Linked DNA regions of Mus musculus: region 1 is linked to region 2. A link is a contact called in ENCODE Hi-C or POLR2A ChIA-PET data. All regions are on one chromosome and are shown on one strand. Each heading gives the region's core, a stretch centred on a gene start or an enhancer-like site at or near the end of the contact. The rest is flanking DNA. Distances are from core to core; before and after follow the strand shown.

Evidence for each region. A loop is a pair of places that touch in the nucleus more often than their neighbours do. ChIA-PET counts read pairs that join two places held with the same protein, here RNA polymerase II (POLR2A).
Region 1: a loop to region 2 is called in a map of gastrocnemius, with 4 times the contacts of the local background. The contact joins the promoter of Tmem201 here to the promoter of Ctnnbip1 in region 2. A Hi-C loop is called at or near these places in 1 of 37 maps with a recorded cell type or tissue (gastrocnemius). POLR2A ChIA-PET finds 5 or more read pairs at or near these places in 1 of 5 experiments (embryonic stem cell).

The regions. Positions count from the first base shown.
Region 1 is chr4:149,732,816-149,739,895 of GRCm38, reverse strand. Tmem201 (transmembrane protein 201) reads left to right here and starts at 1,828. Exons shown (of 11, transcript NM_001284270.1): 1 at 1,828-2,061. The coding sequence starts at 1,949.
Region 2 is chr4:149,512,847-149,520,203 of GRCm38, reverse strand. Ctnnbip1 (catenin beta interacting protein 1) reads right to left here and starts at 1,963. Exons shown (of 5, transcript NM_023465.4): 1 at 1,825-1,963. Gm24381 (a small nuclear RNA gene) reads left to right here and starts at 2,922; the gene lies at 2,922-3,025.

The DNA of each region.
Region 1 (7,080 bases), core at 579-3,078, 220 kb before region 2:
CTGTGTCACCTTCCAGGAACTTCGCCAGCTGGACACCAAAACCTAAACACATGGGACTTGGATGAGTTCTGAGTCTGAAATCTGGATCTGAAATCATTTTTCCTTCCCTTTGCCTAAGACTTAGAGATGCCAATAGTCATGCGGTGCCTAAGATGGTGTGAGTGATGTTCAGGAAGCTCTTAGACAACAGCTATCTGCTGGAGACCTTTCCTGGAACTCAAGGCATCCGATCCAGAAAGTGAATGATGTGTGGGCGTGGCCATGCATTGTGTGAGCCAGTGCACTCTAGGCACACTCAGAGCTAATAGAAAGCAAAAGGAGGATGGGAAAGGTCTTGTCTCTGATGTACAAGCGACACCTTCCAGGCTTTTACATTGATTCCCTGCACACAACCTGCTCCTTCCTTCCTGACTGGTGACATGTGGACAGGTGAGCTGCCAACAAAAGCGAGAGATTATTACAGTGACCCTCAAGCCATCATTGCCCACAGAGAACTTGATCTTAAAGACACTCATAGGGGCTGATGAGATGGCTCAGCAGGTAAGAACACCCGACTGCTCTTCCTGAAGGTCCTGAGTTCAAATCCCAGCAACCACATGGTGGCTCACAACTATCCGTAATGAGATTTGATGCCCTCTTCTGGAGTGTCTGAAGACAGCTACAGTGTACTTACATATAATAAATAAATAAATCTTTAAAAAAAAAGAGACACTCATAAAATTGTGTGTGTGTGTGTTGGTGGGGTATTCTACAGAAACATAGTATGTAATTAGAGATAAACTTTTTTTAGATTTTTGTTTTTGTTTTGTTTTTGTTTTGTTTTTCAAAACACGGTTTTTCTGTGTATCAGAGTCCTGTCTGTCCTGGAACTTGCTCTGTAGACCAGGGTGGCCTTGAACTTACAGAGATCTGCCTTCCTCTGCCTCCCAAGTACTGAGATTAAAGGTGTGCACCACCATGCCCCATAATTTTTTGACCTTTTTTTTTTTAAAGAAATCAAAGGCTTGTGCCACAACATCTGCCCAACCTGGTATAAATATTTCTTGCTAGAGATGTTTTGTTTTATTTTGTTTTGTTTTAGGACAGGACCTACCTACTAGCCCATGGATTGCCTGATGACCTGGAACTCACTGTGTAGTCCAAGCTGACCTCAAATTTACAAAAATCCGCCTACCTCCACAGGGATTAAAGGCGTGCATCACCAAGCCTCAGTGAGTTTTTCTTGATCCCTAATTTAGCTCACGTAAATGCTGAAGCACGCCTGTAAGTGGCTCTTCCCTCCATCTCACTCCCCGAGGTAATCTATTTGAAGTGCACAGACTTCATCAAACTTGGCAACTATGAAAATCATCTACATTCGACTAAAGAAAAAAAAAAGGATAATCCCTTCAGGACCAATCCCCCCCCACACACACACACACCTTAGCCATTCACTCTAATGGCTGCATTATGTTCCGAAACATGCTATCCTGTGATTATTTAACCTCGTTTCCGTCTTTGGACGTTTGTGTTTGTGCAAGCTAATTTTCAACCACTGTGGCGTCTGAAGCGGCACAGACCGACTTTAGCCCAACGCCAGGAAAGCAGGACTAAGTGGAGAAAGCATTGGCAAGGATTAGCGTTAAGGTAGCAGCACTAGGACCTGCAAATGCATGCGTGCGCAGGCTGCAGGCGCAGGCGGGACTCCTTCCAGCTCTAGAGAGTGGCTTTGCAACTGTGGACGCTGGGGGGCGCGTCCGAGCCAGTGCCGAGGGCTTCCGTAGGCGCCCCGCCCACTCAGGCTCGCCCCGCGCCGCGATTGGCTGCGCGGCGGGAGCGCGCCGAGTCAAGGGGCGGGCTCGCGCCGGCTACAAAGCGGCGAAGGTCACGGCGCGAGCTGGAGCGCGCGGGCCGCTGGGAGTCTCTTTTGCGGCCCGCGCCCCTTGCCCACCGACTCGGCCCGGAAGCCATGGAGGGAGTGAGCGCGCTGCTGGCTAGCTGCCCCACCGCCGGCCTGGCGGGCGGCCTCGGGGTCACGGCGTGCGCTGCCGCCGGCGTGGTGCTCTACCGGATTGCGCGGAGGTGAGTGCGCGCCCCGCTGCACGCGGCCCGGGCCGCCGCCCCGCCCCCGCGAGGCCACGGCGGAGTCCTAGGGGCGGACCAGGCCTGCTCGCGAATGCGGGACGCATTCTCCGCCACCGCCTTTGCCCTCACCCCCTAAAAGCCTCGTCGGGGAGCAGCCGCCGACCGTGGCTGGGGGAGGGGGCTGCTGCTTGCTCCTCCCTTCGAGGCCCGTGCTCCTGGCTGGACTGCCCTGCTGGGCCTCTGCCGCCCATCGGTTAGGAGGATGAGAGCTGGCGCTTGATGGTCTGTATGCGATAGCAATAACATTCCTCGCGTAAGCTTTCCCCCGGAGAAGCCTTGGAGCTGAGTACTTAGAAGGCACGTGTGAGCAGTAGCAGCCTGAGGCAGGAGCCTGCGCTCCACACATTTAAGGAACTTGTCCACTCAGAGGTGTACGCTGTACTCCTTGGACACATGTCACGGATGGGCTTTGGGATCAATACCCTGGCCTGTCATGGCTCAGAGACCACGCAGACCCCAGTACTCCAAGCTTGCCGTGGTCAAACCCCAGAATGGAGTCGTTTCTCCAGCAGCGTGAAGGAATAGCTCACCTGATCACATTTCCCGAGGATAGGAACATACACGCATTCGTGGGAGCCTCTTTGGGACAGCCGGGGATGTGCAGTGCTCGGGACTTGACCCTAGTCGCTGGATGACAAGGAGCTATGGTTTGAACTGGCAATCAGGGTGATAGGTCGCCCTCCTTAACCCTGCATTTCTTCTGCAGGAGAGGGCAGGCAAAAGTTGTTAGAGGTAGGTGAGTCAGCGGCACCTAAGGAGGGGATGGATGTCAGCTGTGTTTGAAAGAGGGGGCCACATCCCGGGGGGCTGAGAGAGTGCCTGACTCTAGATCTCAACCCAAGCTTCCTGTCTTGTTCCCACCCAGTTTTTGGGAGTCAGAGGGACCGCTTAAGATCAGCCAACCCAAAGCAGTCCCTCGTTACCTGGGCCTAGGGGAGCCTGGGCAGTCTGTTCATGTGCCAAGCAGAGCTTGTCCCAAAAGCCAGGCATCTCCTGGCTGCCTCTGCCAGCTCAGGGCATTTGGCCAAAAGAGCAGAGTGGGACTTGTTGTGGCCAGGACTGGCTGCCTGTCACCCTTCCTGTCCTGCCAACGAATGCCTTGCCTCTGCTAGAGACAGGAATCTGAGTTCTTGGTGAGGTGTGTGTGGGACATGTATTTCTTTTTGTTGTTGTTTTTTTTGTTTGTTTGTTTGCTTGCTTGTTTTTTTCGAGACAGGGTTTCTCTGTGTAGCCCTGGCTGTCCTGGAACTCCCTCTGTAGACCAGGCTGGCCTCGAACTCAGAAATCCACCTCCTCTGCCTCCCAAGTGCTGGGATTAAAGGCGTGCACCACCACGCCCGGTGGGACGTGTTATTTCTTTCAGGAGCAGCCAAAAACCCCTTCATGCTTTTTTCATACTGACACCAGACTGTGAAGGTTTGGACCATGTTTGGACTACTGCTGCTGATTGGTCAGAGCACGGGGTCTCGGGTGACTGTCTTTATGAGGTCTGGGTTTCATGTGCAGGTGAATTGGCCTCTCACAGTTCTGAAGCAAGCCTCACTTAGCAAGAGGCTGCAGCTTTCTTTCCCCTTCCCTGGAGGGGAAGCTGTGGCAGGCAGGAATCAGCTGTGGTGAAGAATGGGGGTTGAATATGCCAGAGGAGGGCCTGCAGGAACTTGGTTTTGGAAAGCCTTTAGGGGAGTGGGTGTTTTCAAGCTAATCACAGAGATGGCATAGGGCCAGGCTTTGGGAGCCGTGTGAAGAAAATGTTTCTGCGTTCAGGTCAGCCCTTCCTGAGTTTTAAAACTGGCCAAAGTGGTTGCAGAGAAGTTATCTAGAGCCCAAAGCCAGCCACCCCGCCACCTTACCCATGGAGTTTTCTTGTCCCAGTTACTGTAAGAATGAGAGCAGCTGCCATTCCTGTGCAGGTGACATGCACAGAGCACCTGTCATTCAGGAGCTGCTCCAATGAGGCAGGTGCTGCTATTCTGTCCATTTCGCAGCTGGGAAAACAGAGCCTGGAGGGATGCTCTGCATCACCAGCTGTAGGTGGAGGAGCCCTGTTTCACACCCACACTGCCACACCAGCCAGAGTGGCTGCCCCGGACCTTGGGGTCTGGGGTAGAGGTCCCACATCCCACTCCTGTGCATCCACTACTCTTCATGCTGCCACTCCTGTGTGACAAGATGTCCCTTTGCACACTGCACTTTGGGTTTTAGCACCCATCACTGTCCCACTTTCACAGCCTGTGGCATCTGTGTTTATTGAGATCATAGTTTCTGCGTTTGGAGATGAGGATACATATGTATACCCTCTCTCAGGTGTAGCGCAGAGCCTGTCCCAGCACTCAGAGGCCCTCTGGTGGGTACTCCTTTGTCTAAGCTCACCTCAGCACTCGCTGGTCTGAGCTGCCTGCTCCGTTGAGTGGCCACTTGATGTGTGCATTTTAGTTGGTCCTCTCTTGCCTTCTACCCTGCTGCTGAGGGCACCTGTTTCTGGGTGGCAGCATATGCCCTGCATGTTGGTGGCCAGCCCTAATGGCATCTGTTCCCTGCCACTCCTGTGAATTGTGGTTCTTGTGTCACAGTCAGGCGGTGCATTTTGCTCAGATGTCCTCTCTGAAAGCTTTGCATGGTTCTTGATGGACTGAGTGTGTGTGATGGATGGGCATGTGTCCGTCCAGGGCTGGCTGTGTCCCCTGAGGGGTCAGTTTGGGGGTTCTCTGCTGCTGTGGATAACATTGCTGCTTTGAGATTAAGCTGGAGATGGGATCTCCTTGGTCCAGGCTGTGCAGAGTTGCACTCAGCCCTGCTGCTACCATTGAAGCCCGGGGTGTACTCTTCCTCCTAGATGAGGTCATACTTGGAAGAGCAGAGACGGAGCATCCTGTGAGGCTGAGCTTTCCCTGGACCCAGGAAACTAAGCTTGGCCGTCAGGCTCCTTAGGAAGAGATAGGCACATTGGTCCCCCACAGACTCAGCACCCCACGAACTAAGCCCACCCAGTGTCTCCTGTGTGACGTAACATGGGCCCTGATTGGTTCCTGGGCCAAAGAATTTGAAGTAGCTACCTATGCTGAGGTGTGGGGCAGGGGTTTTGCTTTTCCTAAGTGTCCTAGGCTGATGGAGAAAACATCACCAGAGACACGTGTTCCTGTTTCCTGCTGTGTGCGTTCAGATCTCATGGAGGGGATACCAGGCATGCAGTTGCCCCTGGCCCCTTCGAAGGATCAATCTATGGAGGCTCCCTTGGGTTCCCTTCAGCATCCCAAGAGTAGAACATGACAGTGACCAGTTGGAGAGATGGCTTCCAGGTCCCTCACCCACCCATGGCGATGAATATGACCTAGGCTTGGTCATGGACCAAGGTGCTGGCCTCTGCTGAGTCACCTTCTCTTTTGTTAAAACAACATGCTGTCTAATCACCTCCACTGTAGTCCCCAAATGTGATTTGTCATAGAATTGGGATTGTTGGCTTGAGGGAGAAAAGTGGACCAAGGAGTTTGCCAGGGAAGCTGCGAGGACCGTCCCTGAAACAAAACTGGGTGAGTTCTGAGGCCAGGACTGCCCAGTCTGCCCTGGGACAGTGTTGAAGTGTATGAAGTGGCTGCTGGGGCTCTTTGCATGTCCATCCCCCCTTTCTTTGGTTACATGGTACAGCAGCTGGTTGGTGCTAGAAGATCTGAGATTCTGGCCAGCCGCCCCGCTGCTCCTGCCCACGTCCCTCTTGGGGCTGTCTGTGAAGGAGGTAGCTTCTGGGGCAGGGATCCCACCTAGCCAAGGCAGACAGTGGCTGTTCTGGCCATAAAAGAACACCCCCACCACCAAGCATCCACCCTGGCAGAAATTAGCCTCTGGCCTCGGGGGAGGATGAATCCCCCGCCTTCCACTTCCAGATCAGGCCAGGAGCCATTTCCCTAGCAACGGAGCTGGAGACCCAGTGTGGAAATGATGGCTTCCTAGGTGGGCTGGGCTTCCTGGCAGACTTGCCACTCCAGAGCAACAGCCCCTGCTTGCTTGTCTTTGGTCTCTGAGCAAGCCCAGAAACGACCTTTCCCATCAAATAGACCCAGGGCTAAGGAGCCCCAGGGCAGGTGGGTGCTTTGCCTCAGACTCAGGGCAGATGAGAGTGCACACTGCTTGCTGTGAGGCACGCCTCGTGCATAATTACAAAGAGGCCTATAAAAGATGTACAAATTACCACAAAGCAAGTGGTTAATTACCCAGGAATACCAAACGCAGGCACCCCAGCAGAGCACATCTCCAACCCTGCAGCCACAGCTGGTGCCGCAGTCTCCTGTGTTCCATTTTCCACTTGGGGGCCGACGAAGCTGTCAGGTGCTGGGTCCTAGCAAAGTATGCGCAACCTATTTGAAAAGTGAGGGACTGAAGTGAAGATTCCAGCCTGTGCGGTTTTTATTGTTTTTAAACTGTGTGTGTGTGTGTGTGTGTGTGTGTGTGTGTGTGTGTGGTAAGTACATAAATGCAGGTGCCCGTGGAGGCCCATGGCATCAGATCCCCTGGAGCTAGAGTTACAGGCGATTGTGAGCCACCGGACGTGGATGCTCGGATCCACGAGAGTAGTGGGTTTTTTAACTGCCGAGCCATCCCTGCAGTACTCTTCCTGCCATTAGACCTGAACTTAGGCAGCAGGAAGTGTGAGGCTGGGCTGCTAGAGCACACCATGTCCCTGTCCCCGTTGCTGTCACCGTTGCTGTCCCCTTCGCTGTCGTGTGTTGACATGGACTCGGCCAGGACTCTGTTCAGTACTTCCCAAGAGCAAGCCCCAGTGAGGAAGGTGCTGTTTCCCCCAGCTGATAGGATACCCTTCTGCACCCGCCCACTGTACATGGAGGGAGTGGAGCTGATGGGCAGGCGGTGTGGGCTGGGCCAGGAACTAGAGCCCCACTTCCACAGCTGTCTTCCCTCCTGACTAGAAGGCCTTTTCCGTTACAAAACTCCTCGTGTCTTGTC
Region 2 (7,357 bases), core at 714-3,213:
TACCATCTCTAGTTGGGCAAGCTCAGCGGTCAGTCGACAAGCACCTTTGCCTCCACCTCCAACGCCCCCTCCCCCACAACCCTGTCTCTTCATGGCTGACAGAACAATCATTTGTTCACTTATATTATTTTTCTTTTTTGAGACTGGATTTCTCTATGTCACTTAGGCTGTCCTAGAACTTGTTCTGTAGACCGGGCTGGCCTCGAACTCACAGAGATCTGCCTGCTTCTGCCTCCCGAGTGCTGGGATTAAAGGCACGTGCCACTACCTTCCTGCTCAGAACAATCTTTTAAAACCTAGACCATGTGTTAATTAGTATCTTTCTGTTCAATTCACTCTAATGGCTTCTAACTCTTTTGGATAATGTATCATACCCTACACAATATATTCTTCTCACCTAGACTCTTCCTTCCTTTCCCCTTTTCGAGAGGGTCAGGATGACCTCTTGTTCCATAGATTCCTAGTGTTCTGGCCCCTTCATAGCACCTAATGGTTTCAGCCACTTATTTCTTTACTCAGTTATTATCTGTGCTCTTTCCTTCCTTGGTTGCCATCTCCCAGAAGGCAAGGACTGTTTAAGCCCCAGAGCATGGAAGGCATGAATGGATCTCCATCTCACAGAGGTAACTTCTGTCTGTCCTCATGGACCACACTGGCTCTACCAGGAAGCCATGAGTGACACACTGGCACTGAACAGTTGGCACCTTTATTTGTGATTCAAAGTCCTGCTTTGAATCCAAGGAAGTGCTGGCGTCTCCAGACACCTTCATGGCAGCAGAGATCAGTTATCACAGGGTTTCCAGCCAGGAACAAGAGCCTGGTGGTGGTAGGAGCGAGCCAGAAGCCAAGAAGCCAGAAGCCACTTGAGAACTAAATCTCAAGACAAACTGACTTGCCTCCAGATCCCACAGCAACATACTCTGTGCCTCAGTTTACCCAGCAGTTATCTAGGCACACTTCCTTTGGATCTGTAAGTGACAGGAGACAGAATAATTAACAGCTAGAGCATAGTTAGATCCTCAGATAGAAAGTGCTGCAAGCCGCACGTCTCATTATTCATAAAACTCTTGATCCCCTTGGGCCTTCCCATGAGCTAACCGGCAGAGTTACTCCTAAGTCAAGTTCCATACACAGAAGCATGCAAAGGCTGCAGGGCCTCTGCAGGTAAAGTGTCCAGAGCTCCAGGCTCACGGAAAAGGGAAGTGCAACCTTGATAGGGGTGGCAAAAAGGAGGGGATACATGCAATTTGGAGGTCCGAGTGGTTAATCTGCAGGCTCACGTTCCCAAGTGCCCTGCGAAGGTGAGACATGTGTCTCTCACATGTACCTTCCAAAAACACCAAGGAGAGGTGGAATCAGGGGAGCGGACGGTGCATTTAAACTAGAAAGGGAGGAAGGGCAGCTGGGCGGACAGACAGACCTTGGCAGCATCTAGGAAGGGAAACATGGAGAGTCAGGATGCTGGGAAAGAGGTGCGGTAAGGTGAGGAAGAGACAGGGCAATGGGACCAGGAGGGTGGACAGACGATGACAAGCACGCGGGCCCAGAGGGGTGAGCAACTGGGACACCTGTGGAGGAGACCCCCAAGAGAAAGGGAGGAAGGCAGCAGGGTGGTCTGCGGCGGGAGGTAGCAGCGCCGGGTGTGGTGGGGACGACGGGTCCAGGCCCAGGGCGCCGCGCCAGCGGAGCCGGCCCGGTGGGTCTCTGCGGGGTCGAAGGTGCCTTCCGCGGCCCCTCCCCGGGAGACAAAGGGCCGGCGGCTCCCCCGCGTCCCGGCGCAGCGCCGGCCCCCATGCTGCGGTCGCGGCCCGGCCTCGCGCTTACCTGGGCCGCCCGAACGCGCGGCGCCGGGGGCTGCGGGTCCGGAGCGCGGCGGCCTGTTCCGGGGCGCGCTCAGCCGGAGAAGCAGCCGCGGCGGCGGCAGCAGCACCAGGAGCGGCCGCCTCAGCCTCCGCCTCTCCGTGAGTCACCGCGGCCGGGAGGGAGGGAGGCGCCAGGCTGCCGGAGGAGGGACCGGCGGAGGGGGGCGGCATCAGGCTCCGCGCGCGCGGCGGAGGCGCGGCGCCGACCACGCCCCAGAGGGAGGTACCCTGAGGGGCGGGGCCTGAAGGGGTGGAGCCCCTAGAGCGGGAAAGGAACAGGCATTGGTTAACACACCTTTGGGGCGGGCTGCTTGCTGGAGGGCGGAACCCTGAGCCTCAACACGAGAAGGACAACTCATTGGTCATCTCTGGTTGAGGGCGGGACCAGAGGCTCGTGGGCGGGGTCTCGCGGTGGGTGGGTAGGGGCTCTGTCTGTACTGAGAACCCAGGGGAGGAGCAGGCGAGGCTAGAGTGAGGGGTCATATAGGGTAGAATTTTCACTGAGGCCACTTGACCCAGAACCCCAGAAAGAATGAAATGGAAGAGGTTGCAGACTATTTAGTGGCGTGGGCGTGGTATCTTGGAACAGTTAGGTCTGCTCTTGAATTTGGGGCCTAGCCTGGGGTCTGTGAAATCCAGAGTGCCCAGGGCCTCTGTGATTAAAATCTTTCTACCGGCAGTCTTGCTGTATCTGGAGAGGTTGAAAGGGGAAAATTGTTCATTTTCGGCAAATTGCTTTTAGTTTAAAGGCACATGAATGCTTAAGAGTGGTATCATTTCCAATTTATTTTTGAAAAATTTATGTGTGTGCCTCCATGTTTGTATGTGTGCCACATGTATGTCTAATGCCTTGGCATGGATTCCCTGAAACGAATTACAGACAGTTGCGAGCAACCATGTGGGGCTGGGAACTGAACTCTGGTCCTCTACAGAAGCAGCAAGAGCTCTTAGCTGAGTATACTCTCTGCTAGTGTCCATGGGCACCTACCCATGGTATACATACAACAGGCATCCACACATAAAAATCAATTGAATAAATAAATTTAAAAACTAAAAATGGTACTCATTCCGGTAGCATACATACTAAAATTGAAACAATACAGAGATCAGCATGGGCCTGGCACAAGGATGACACACAGATCTGTGAAGCATTCCATAGTAAAAATAGAATTTTAAATGACAAAAACTAAAACCTTAAAAATACAGTAAACTGTGTTTGTTTTTTTTTTTGTTTGTTTTTGTTTTTTTGTTTGTTTGTTTGTTTTTTTCAAGACAGGGTTTCTCTGTGTAGCTCTGGCTGTCCTGGAACTCACTCTGTAGACCAGGCTGGCCTCGAACTCAGAAATCTGCCTGGCTCTGCCTCCCAAGTGCTGGGATTAAAGGCGTGCGCCATCATACCCAGCTTGTAAACTCTTGTGTGTTGTTGTTATATGACTATGCCTGGGGAGAGCAAACATCTACTCACCTCAGACAGGGAGCCAACTGCAGACCAAAACTCTACCAAAATCCAACTTGGTAAACCTATGAATTTTATTGGTGTGACTTATAGGAGTATGGGTGAAGTTACAAGAACAGAAATGACTCAAAGACGATTGTGTCACCAAAGTCCACCCTAGCATGAGTGACAAAAGCTGGGAACCTGAAACACACTGCACAGTCCATAGGTAGCACAGCAGGTTGGAAAATGTCCTTGCCCTGTAGCTTGGTTGGTCCATGCCTCTTCTAGGTAGTTCAGTCGGCTTTATTGCTTGGAAAGGAAGGGGGCTAGTGAATCTGGTCAATTTCAGGAACTTCCTGAAGCCACTGAATTGTTTACCTCCTGAGTTTAGTAAGTTTAGCTATAGGATGGAATGTTTTATCTTCCTTAAAAAAATACAGTCCCTTTGTCTTCCCTTTAACATCTGTGTTTAAAGGACCTTCCTTCAAAGACAGAAGGTTTTCATCTTGGAGGGAACTGCTACACAACAGTTAAATGTGTGCATGTTGTTTGTATGTGTACATCTGTGTGGAGGTCAAAAGTCAAAGTCTAGTATCTTCTGGTTTTCTTTTTGCCTTATTCTATTTTTTTGGTTTTTTTTTTGTTTTTGTTTGTTTGTGTTTGTTTTTTTGAGTAAGTTAGTTTCTCTCATTAGTCCTGAAGCTGAGGAACACTTCCTGGGTTTTTTTATTTCCTTTAATGACTTATTTATCTTTATTTCATATGTATTGGTGTCTTGCCTTCATGTGTGAGGGTGTTGGACCCCCTGGAACTGGAGTTACAGACAGTTGTGAGCTGCCACATGGGTGCTGGGAACTGGTCCTCTGGAAGAGCAGCTGGTGTTCTTAACCACTGAGCCAGCTCGCCAGCCTCTTGATGAGTTCTCTCATCAAGCAGCAGCCTGCATAGCAAGCACCTTGTGACACTTTGCTAGCCACAAGGCAGAAAGCCGCTGCCTTGGTTTCACTTTGATGTGACTGTGTGCAGCATCCCTAGTGTGTGGTGTCTTCAGCAAGGCAGCAGGTAGGTGATCAAGAGCAGTACCACGCAATGGCGCCTCCATTGTTTTGAAGCCTCCGTGGCTCCCTGGCCACCAGTTCACAGAGAGAGGCTCACACCTCCACTGAAGACTTACAGCTTCTGGAAGCAGCATTATCCATCCACACAGAGTACCTCCATTCAAACATGTTAAAAATATTCTTTTAATTAATTAAGAGTAGACCAGCGAGACTGGCAAGCCCCAGGGCTCTGCCTACTCAGCTCTTTGATTACAAGCTTTTATGTGGGTGCTGAGGATTCAACTACCAACCACCCCGCCTCTCGCCATAGACATTTTAAAACATTACCCTTATATCTGAAATGCTCAGATTGTTCCTTTTTTTTTTTTCCGGTTTTTTCGAGACAGGGTTTCTCTGTATAACCCTGGCTGCCCTGGAACTCACTATGTAGGCCAGGCCTCACAGTCACATCAAAGTGAAATCTGCCTGCCTCTGCCTCCCAAGTGCTGGGATTAAAGACCTGCGCCACCACTGCCGGGCTGCTCAGTACTCTTGATTCCACAAACTGCACCTTAGTCATACCTGAGTGACATGGTGGTGAGCTGCCATGAGGATTATGAATCCTCGAAGGCCTTGCATATGCCTTACTCATGACTGGATCTCCAACAGTGTCCCGAAGGCACTGTGCCTGGAGCAAAGGCTCAAATATTTGCCAGGACTACAGCTTCCCAGTGGGGCCTTCAGGTTTCCCAGCGAACACACAGATGCAGAAGCACACGATCACAGTGTTTTTCTAGAAATACTCATGTTTACGCAAATCAATAAAAACTGTTGGTGTTGCTTGCTAGTCGAGATGGAAGAGTGTGGATTATGTTCTCATAAAGATGCTTAAGGACCGAGCGGGAAGGAAATGCAGAAGACTACATGTGCTGGAGAGAAAGAATGGCTACTTCTGAGTTTTCCCAAGTTTTCATATGTATTTTTTAGTTTTAATTATTTGGTTTTATGTGTCTGAGTGTTGGCCTGACTGTGTGTCTGAGTGTTGGCCTGACTGTGTGTCTGAGTGTTGGCCTGACTGTGTGTCTGAGTGTTGGCCTGACTGTGTGTCTGAGTGTTGGCCTGACTGTGTGTCTAATCACCATGTGCATGTGGTGCCCTCAGATCTCAAAAGAGGGCACTGGGCCCCTTGGAACTGAAACTACAAATGACTGCCATGTGGGTGCTGGGAACCCAACCCTGATCCTCTGCAAGAACAGCCAGTGCTCCTAACCACGAGCCATCTCTCTATGTGTTTAGGGTTCAAAATTACAGTAAATTTATCAACACAAGTCAGCCTCGGAGTGACCCCAGGAGTTCAGAGTTGGGCAATGGGCATTTCTAGGCAGCAGAATTACTTTAGGTTATCTCTGGCTCCACCCTATGCCTAGGAAGTAAGGGACATTTGTCAGTTCTGACAGTCTCTCTTGAGGAGCAGGAAGGACACAAGCCCAGTGCCAGGATGGGCACCGCCATTACATAGCTCAAAACAAACTCCGAAGCAGAACAAGAATGCTAGACTCTGACAGTGATGGTTAATATTAACTGTCAATATGACAGGGCCTAAACTCACCCTGGAGACACATCTGTGGGCATGTCTACACGCTATTAACTAGATGAGGTGAATTAAATGTGGGCAGCATTACCCCACGGGTTGCATTCCCAGGCTCATAAAAAGGAGAAAGCAAGCTGGACACCAGCATCCATCTCTCGGCTTCCTGCCGGCAGCTGTGATGTGAGCAGCCGCCCCCCAGCCCCACTGTCGGGCCTCCCCATCAGGGTGGACTCTTCAGCCACACATTAAAATAAGCCCTTCCTTAAGTAGACAAGAAAGTAACATAAACATAGGCTGAGATGTACCTCTGAGGCCATGTGCTTGCCTAGCATGGACAAGCACTGAGTCTGACCCCAGTGCCACAAAAGGAGCGGGTAAACCAGTTTTTAAAAAAATTTAAAGGGCTTGGAGAGATGGCTCAGCGGTTAAAAGCACCGACTGCTCTTCCAAAAGTCCTGAGTTCAATTCCCAGCTGCCACATAGTGGTTCATAACCATCTGCAATGTGATCTGATACCTTCTTCTGGTGTGTCTAAAGACAACTACAGTGTACTTGTATACATAAAATAAATAAATCTTTTTTAAAAAATTTAAATGCACTGTTGGTAGTGTTGGATTTGCTAAAAACAATTTAAATGTACCCAGTAGTGACTGGGAGCATTTGAAAGGCAAAGACAGGTGGGTATCTGTGAGTTTGAGACCAGCCTGGTCTGCAGAGCTAGTTTCATGACAGCCAAGACTACCCAGAGAAACCTTGTTTTGAGAAACCCTGTTTCAAGAAACCAAAATTAATATATATACATACATATATATACACACATACATATATGTGTATATACACATATACACATATGTGTATGTATACACACATATAATACATATATGTGTGTGTGTATATATGTATATGCACATATATGTATATATGTGTGTATATATGTGTGTGTATATATATGTATGTATATATATGTATGTATGTGTATATATGTATATATATATATATATATGCAGACAAACAAACAAGTTAAATAATAAAATTTAGTCATAACAACTTATTAACTAGCAAAAATTATAGTAAACAGAGATGAGCATGGTGGCTCACACCTGTAGTCTTCTGAGCCTGACACAGGAGGATTGCCATGAGTTCGAGGCAAGACTAGACTTCGCTGTTACATATTAAGTTTCAGGCTAGCCTGGGCTACGGGAGTGGGATTCTGTTTCAAAATCACTAACAAAAAGCCCCACCGATGCGACACGGTGGGTAAAAGTACTTGACACCCAAGCCTGGTGAGCTAAGTTTGATATTCTAACCCAAGAAAATGGAAGGAGGAAATCAACTCCACACAGTTGTCCTACACATACGGACATGCACATGCACAACACGGACACACACACTGACACACACAGGGGTTGGGGTAGGGGGTTGGACAGAG